2 separate regions of the Homo sapiens genome follow, and region 1 is linked to region 2. A link is a contact called in ENCODE Hi-C or POLR2A ChIA-PET data. All regions are on one chromosome and are shown on one strand. The core of a region is the stretch at or near the end of the contact, and the rest is flanking DNA. Distances in the headings are between cores, read along the strand shown.

The links. A loop is a pair of places that touch in the nucleus more often than their neighbours do. ChIA-PET counts read pairs that join two places held with the same protein, here RNA polymerase II (POLR2A). Pooled maps may share reads with other maps.
Region 1: a loop to region 2 is called in a map of endothelial cell of hepatic sinusoid, with 7 times the contacts of the local background. The contact joins two enhancer-like sites. A Hi-C loop is called at or near these places in 5 of 168 maps with a recorded cell type or tissue (HepG2, dorsolateral prefrontal cortex, endothelial cell of hepatic sinusoid and 2 more), 3 of 37 single-sample maps with no recorded cell type and 10 of 50 pooled maps. POLR2A ChIA-PET finds 5 or more read pairs at or near these places in 5 of 52 experiments (B cell, CD8-positive, alpha-beta memory T cell, Caco-2 and 2 more).

Annotation. Positions count from the first base shown.
Region 1 is chr1:39,425,652-39,429,359 of GRCh38, reverse strand. It overlaps MACF1 (microtubule actin crosslinking factor 1), which reads right to left. Exons shown (of 101, transcript NM_001394062.1): 62 at 1,746-1,905; 63 at 1,073-1,399; 64 at 34-118. Among named protein-coding and RNA genes, the nearest start is that of BMP8A, 64 kb to the left of the region's middle. Within about 2 kb of position 1,250, at least 2 of the 41 ENCODE cell types and tissues checked have a DNase peak (open chromatin) inside an H3K27ac peak, as active enhancers do; they include gastrocnemius medialis, where a contact is called at or near this core.
Region 2 is chr1:39,539,534-39,543,274 of GRCh38, reverse strand. It overlaps the pseudogene PPIEL. Among named protein-coding and RNA genes, the nearest start is that of PABPC4-AS1, 24 kb to the left of the region's middle. Within about 2 kb of position 2,399, at least 13 of the 41 ENCODE cell types and tissues checked have a DNase peak (open chromatin) inside an H3K27ac peak, as active enhancers do; they include gastrocnemius medialis, where a contact is called at or near this core.

The DNA of each region.
Region 1 (3,708 bases), core at 1-2,500, 110 kb after region 2:
TAGGGGTGCTAAGAGACACACTTTTCAAAGTACCTGTGGTTTGTTTTAGAAGAGCCTGACCATTTTTAATAGCTTGATCTACATTCTTCTTTCTATTAACAATTTCTTCATTTAAAGCCTGAAAGGAAAGAATACCATTAATCCTGAAACTGTGGCACTACAAATGAAACAAAATGCGAGACCTTTAAGAGATCAAATTTAAAGTAAAGAGATGAATACTAGTTTAATTTAAACATCAGATATTTGATCCCCTCATCTTCTCCTTGGTTAGCCCATTGACTATTCAAAATAATTAAATCAGATACCTATAGGCAAGCTTTCCTATGCGCTGGATGAGAAAAACTTAGAATTACATCAGCTTTACCAATTATTGGTACCAAACCTGAACCCAAGAAAGGCAGAAGTGAAATTGAGCAAAATTGTCTACTGTGTCCAAAATAAGGAATAAACAGAAAGTTCAAGAGAAGAAATTCAGTAAGAACAGACTGACTTAAATCAGAATCCTGGTTAAAAACTCTCTTCATATTTAAAGTTGACGAAGCAAAAGAATCAGACTATTAGAAAAATTACCTATTTTTACTCTCCCAAACAGATTTCATAAAAATGAAATGAAAAAGGCAAACTCTTCTATTAAGATGACACAGAATCCCCGGAATTTGAACAAATCCAGAAATATCCTAAAAGTTTTTTAACTGTATGATCAAATCCTGGGCACTACACAGATAGATCTGGTTTTGTTAAAGCACATTATCTTTCATAAAACTGCTCAAATAGAATCTTAGTGACCCATCACCTAATAATGTAAATCATGAGTTGGAGTTCAGATGGCCCCTGACTATATACCCTGTACCATCTTCTAGAATTACTGATTTAACTTGTTAAATATAAGTATTTCCATGGACTCATCCAAAAACAGATTAGCAGTCAGCATCAAGTCCACTAACTATGCACTTGTGTATAAAATAAAGTTGAAGTGTTTGTAATGAAGAAAAAAAAATAAATGAAGAGAAACATGAATCAAAATAACAAAATAACAGAATAACATAACCAATAAAAATGGAAACATGAATACCAGGTGGTCAGCATGCTGCCTGTGCAGGACATCCTGTTTGAAATCCTTTACGAACACTGAACTGAGCTTGTCCTCAACCTCAGCCAGCCAGTTGAGCACCTCCACCTCATCCTCCCCAAACAGCCTAGCATTAGACAGAGCTTGGTCAAGTAGGGCTGCCTTCCGACAACAGCGGTCTTGAATTTCACTGTATCGGGCCTGCAATGAGTCTATCTTTTCTGACAGCACACCCTGTTCTGCAGGAGATGTCAGGGAGGAGAGGGACTGCCCAATTTTGACTGCCTGGTGCACATCTGTTGCATGGTTTTCTATGTCTTCTTCCAGAGCCTGGAAATCCAGATGGAAAAAATGAATAACAGAAACAAAATAAATGAAAAGTAAACACAAAATGATGAATAACAAATGATACAACAAATTAAACAATTAAAAAACTCACCGACTGAAAGGCAAAAATAATATAAAAATTGGGAACAAAAGCTGTTTATTCCGGTGGTAGCCTATCAGTCAATTTCTATTTGTATTTCAAGAATGTGACTTTTCCAATTAATAATCTGACCATATTTTAAGTTAAACCCACAAAACACACATCCTCTAGAATGCTGCAGGCAGTTTACTCATTTCTAGGATTTCTAATTCCAGTTTTCTATTTTCATTTACTGTAACCACTCCCTACCTTGTGCCGAATGATCTGCTGCTGTATTTTGGCAGTCTGAGTGCCAACAGGTTCTGAGTTAGCAAGCTTTTTCTCTGTGACAGATAAGAAGTCAGAAATAGGCTCAGCTGTCTCATGGAACTGTTTGGCCAGAACCAGGATGTCTTCCAGCTGTTTTTGCCTACACAAATATATAGAACAAGCTGCTCAGGAAGAAAAGTCACATTAAAACTGGTAATAGTACTATACTCAGTAAAAGAATAGTCTTTTCCAGGTATAGTTTAAATACCAATAGTAAACAGAACACACGTTATGTAGCATTTCGATGTTTTAAAGGATTTCACACCATTAACCTTATTCTCATTCTGTCATAACCTTGTAAGGTGGACAGAATAATTATCCCCCATTATAAAAGAATAATTATCCCCCTATTATAAAAGAGAAAGTTCAGTCAGAAGGCTTAAAGAAAGATTTGTCCAATCACCTGGTGAGTAGCAACAGTAGAATCAAATCTTCTAATGTTCTCCTTATTTAACACAAATCAAAACAGAATGTAGTATATATATCACCTGAACATCTGACCAAAATAAGGTTTAAAGGAGGCAAAAAGTTGTCTGTTTTCATTCTCTCTGTCACTACTACCTTCATTTATGAGTGAAGATATCTGAAGAGTAAAGACTGTATATTGCCTATGAACTAGAACTCCCTCCCCAACTCCCCAAAATCCAGTCAGGCTTCTGGTAATTTCAAGCCCCAGAACATAACTTTGAATCCAGATTTAAGGCAAAAAAACAAAAAAGAAACAAACAAAAAACCTCACGCTGGCTGAATTTGCCAACACAAAAAGCACCCCCCCCAAAAAAAAACCAAACAAAAAAAACTACAGACTTTATAGCTCACTTGGAATCTTAACTCTTATTTAATATAAGATCCATAACTAAGCTTGGCTTTTCCTGGGATACATGACTGTCACTGAGACCAGAGAAGTGCTAAGAGATGTACTTTCCAAAGTACCTGTGGTTTGTTTTACTCTATAAAATAAAAGCAGCAAATTACAAAGTGAGGAGGAAGTCTGGATATTGGAGATAGCCTGACAAGGAACAGACAAGAAAACAACCACAGAACTGTATTAGCATGCAGATTAATAATGAAAGGTCATAATGTTGTCTTTGAATTACTAAAAACAGACTAAGATATGGCATTTGAAGAGGCCTGGGAGTATATGATGCACTTAAGTTCAGCAAACCTTTACTGAAGACCTAATTTACGCCAGGTCCTATGCTAGTTATGCCCTGACAAAGTTATTTTAATAAGAAGTGGTTTAAATAAAAAAAGTTGGCATTTTGATTACTGGAAATTCAATTATGTTTGAATATAAAGAAAAACATATTTTTTAAGTGGCAATCTAAGTCTAAAACTTTCTTTCCTAGTTTGTTTATGCCAGCCTTCAAAATATATCTTCAAGTAATGCAACTAAAACATACAATATTAAAAATTATTATTAAATTTGAATTTCATTTTTTAAAAATTGCCTCTAATTTTTATGTCTTTCTTACTCATTTGATTTTGGAATCTGAAAATTTGAAGAATTTATTGTAATAAGATTAAAGGTATTTTTAGGGAGAAGAGCTAAAAATAATTTAGAAGCATCAAATATCTACTCTTGTTATTTGTTTCTATTTAAAATATTGGCCCAGAAACTATATTAGGCTAGGAGGATGGAAACAAGTAAAGTAGAAGGAAAGAGTCATAAAAATATGCATTAGATAAACAAACCATGACTTTAAGGAGTTTATGGACCAGGAAGGTAAGTACATAAAATAATGATCATAATACAAGGTACAGATAAAGAGTTATGGCAGTGAAGAGGCAGGAAAAATTATTCCATGATTGAGGAATAAAGGTAAGTTTTATAGAAGAGAGAGAGCTGGACAAAAGCATTTCATGAAAGATGTATTATAACCCATAAAATAAGACACAGGGT
Region 2 (3,741 bases), core at 1,150-3,649:
ACAGGGCTTCACCATGTTGGCCAGGCTGGTCTTGAACTCCTGACCTCAGGTGATCCACCCACCTCTGCCTCCCAAAGCGCTGAGATTACAGGTGTGAGCCACGGCGCCTGGCCTCCCTCCTCTGCTATCCATTTTAGATACCTCTCATCCTCACCTCAGCTGGTTCCTCTGCTAATCTAAATGGCTTATCAGGTGGGGTGACCTAGACCTTTGTCTGTGGGGATTTGAGCTCCTGGTCATTATATACCTTCTCAGGTCATCGCTGCCTAGCATAATTGGGTGGGGGAGTCCAAATGTTTATTCAGTTGTCCTAAGACCAGTTTATAGAAAGTCCATCTTTGACCCAGTGATTTAAGATGCCAAGCTTTATGAAATATTTAATTCCTTTATATATATATATATATATACACACGCACACACACACACACACACATATATATGCATATATACACACACATATACATACATACACATATATATACATTTTTGTATATGTGTGTGTGTGTGTGTGTGTATATATATATATATTTTTTTTTTTTTTGAGACGGAATTTCACTCTTGTTGCCCAGGCTGGAGTAAAATGGCATGATCTCAGCTTACTGCAACCTTTGCCTCCCGGGTTCAAGTGATTCTCCTGCTTCAGCCTCCCGAGTAGCTGGGATTACAGGCACATGCCACCATGCCGAGCTAATTTTCTGTATTTTTATTAGAGATAGGGTTTTACCACATTGGTCAGGCTGGTCTTGAACTCCTGACCTCAGGTGATCCACCCACCTCGGCCTCCCAAAGTGCTGGGATTACAGACCCGAGCCACCGCACCTGGCCTATGTATATATTTTAATAGAGATGAGGTCTTGCCGTGTTGCCCAGGCTGGTCTCCAACTCCTCTGCTCAGGCAATCCTCCTGCCTTGGCCTCCCCAAGTACTGAGATTACAGATGTGAGCCACCATGCCTAGCTGAAATACTGAATTTTCATACGTTTCTGGGTCTATTCGGGACTTTCTCTTCTTTTCACCTAGTCTGTTCTATCTATTTGTGTGCCACTTCCACACTTAAGCATTTAGTTTAAATAAAGGTACTATGTACTTTTTTAGATTTGGAGAGCTGGAGTTTGGGGGTGTGTGTGTATTTTATTTCAGAGACAGGGTCTCACTTTGTCACCTAGGAGTGTGCCACCATGCCTAGCTAGTTTCTGTATTTTTAGTAGAGATGGGGTTTTGCCATGTTGGCCAGGCTGGTCTCGAACTCCTGACCTCAGGTGATCCACCCACCTTGGCCTCCCAAAGTGCTGGGATTACAGGCATGAGCCACCGTGGCTGGGACCCAAATGATTATTTTTATTTTTGTAGAGATGGCATGTTACAGAGAGCTGGAGTTTTAATTATCTAGTTAGATATTCTTACCTCAGCACTTTTCTCTTTCTCAATCCCAGAGAATTTTCTCTACATGTGCACCCATTTAAAGGACTCGGCTTCAAGGGAAGCAGCTTCCACCGCATTATCCCCCAGTTCATTTGCCAGGGCAGTGATTTCACAAACCACGGTGGCACCAGGGGTAAGTCCATCTACAAGAAGAAATTTGATGATGAAAACTTTATCTTCAAACACACAGGACCAGGTAGGAACCACTCATCGTGTGGTGACAAGGGAGGCTGGGCGAGGGCAGCTGGCCGTGCAGGGTGGAAGGATGAGCCGTGGTTCTGGCTGAGAAACAGGGAATCTGGAGGAGACCCAGCTACCAGACACAGGAGAACCGTTCAGCCTTGCTAGGGTGGAGTTAGCTTTGGGCTTTGAAAAGCTTTTCTGTTTTTTATTTTGGGTTATTTCAGTTCCCATTTGTCTCCTTTCATTAAAAGAGGAAGAAGCATAGACGCCTGGGTCTGCTCCTACAGGGGTGTCTTGTTATTGTTTTTGTAACTTTTTATTTTATGTAATGTCAAGCTCACGGAAGAGTTACAAGAATAGTGCGATGAACCCCATACACCTTTGCTGGCATTTACTCAAGTTCACCAGTTGTTTATATTGGTGAACATCATTTCCTATTTATTCTCCTTCTGTGTATTTTTATAGACAGTGCGTATTTTTTTAGAGCCATTTGAAAGTAAGTTGGAGAGTTCATGTTCCTCTACCACTAAATACTTCAGCATGTATTTCATAAGAAACAGGGTATTTTTAATGTTACCAGGACATAGTTCTCAAAATCAGAAAACAAACACTGCTACAATACTATTCTCTCAACTGCAGTGCATATTCAGATTTCCTCATGTGACAGCACGTCATCCTTTTGGGGCTTTTCATGGTTGGCACGTGTCCTAGACTCATAGATGCGCTGCCCATCCACCCACACCACACTGCCCTGTTGCCTCACTCACATCTCACGCGCCGTCGCTGCATGCACTCTCCTTCCTCTTGCCAAGGATCCCGCTGCCTCTCTCGTGCTCCTTCTTACGTAGTGCAGAACTCTGTGTGCTAGAGAAAAGCACAGCCCTGAGCTATCTGGTCCCTCTTGAGTTGAGGAGCTCAGGTCTTAAGGGCACCTTGAGCAATGCCCAGTGGTCCTCCCAGATTGCTGGAGGTACTTGTCATCCATCGTCTGACTGGAAAACACGCCTTTTCTTCACTCCTCAGCCCTCCAGCATTGCTTCATACACTCTCCCTCTCAGCTGATGGTGTCGCTTATTTATAGAAACAATCAGAAGAGAACTATTTAGTCTTCCTGCAGCCAGATCTACTCCCCTGCCTGCATCATTCTCTCCTGCCTGGCCTGCTTGCCTTCCTGTGACAATGGTGGCCTCCCTCTTCTCCTACCTTTTGCCCCATGGTGTCTTCCCTCAGTCTCTTCCCTTGTCTCTTCCTCCTCCTAGTCTCTAAATTTTTGGAGGGACCCAGTGCTCACCATGGCTTTTCTGTATCTGTATTCACTCTTTACCTCAATAGTTCTCACCCTTTTACCCTAGCACCTGCCTCTTACAGCTCATGCTCTAGTGTGCTGAGATGGAAGTCACAGCTCTGCACCCTTCCAGTGAATGCCTAATTAAAAACACGGTATTGGCTGGGTGCAGTGGCTCACGCCTATAATCCCAGCACTTTGGGAGGCCGAGGTGGGAGGATTGCTTGAGCCCAGGAGTTTGAGACCAGCCTGGGCAACATGGCAAGACCCCATCTCTACAAAAAATACAAAAACCAGCCAGGCATCTTGGTGAACACCTATAGTCCCAGCTTCTCAGGAGGCTGAGGTAGGAGGATGGCTTGAGCTGGGGAGGCAGAGGTTGCAATGAGCCAAGATTGCACCATTTGGACTCCAGCCTGGGTGACAGAGTGAGACTCTGTCTCAAACGAAAAACCCCACAGTATTATTTCATAGTTGTAATATAAAGGGAAATTAAAGGAAAACAATTTGTAATAACATAATATGCATTTCAGTATTCAAATGCTTGGAAGCAACTACATGTATGAAGTACTTGAACATGTGTACTTCTGCCTAGAGCTGCACTTAGTAGTGTGGACTGATTCAGGTGTGTTGTTTTGGCAGAATCAAAGTAACATGATGTTTTGAAATAGTAAAAATCTCTTGGTAAAATTCTGAGCAAAAAGAAATGAAAAGTGACAGGATGGGTTGATTTCTGGAAAAATTTGATACAAAAAAATAATTCTTTGGATTTATATGGAACATGGAGTTAGGGTGTAGGCTCAGATCATTATAAATAGATTTTTCTTATCTACATGAATGTTATTCAGGGC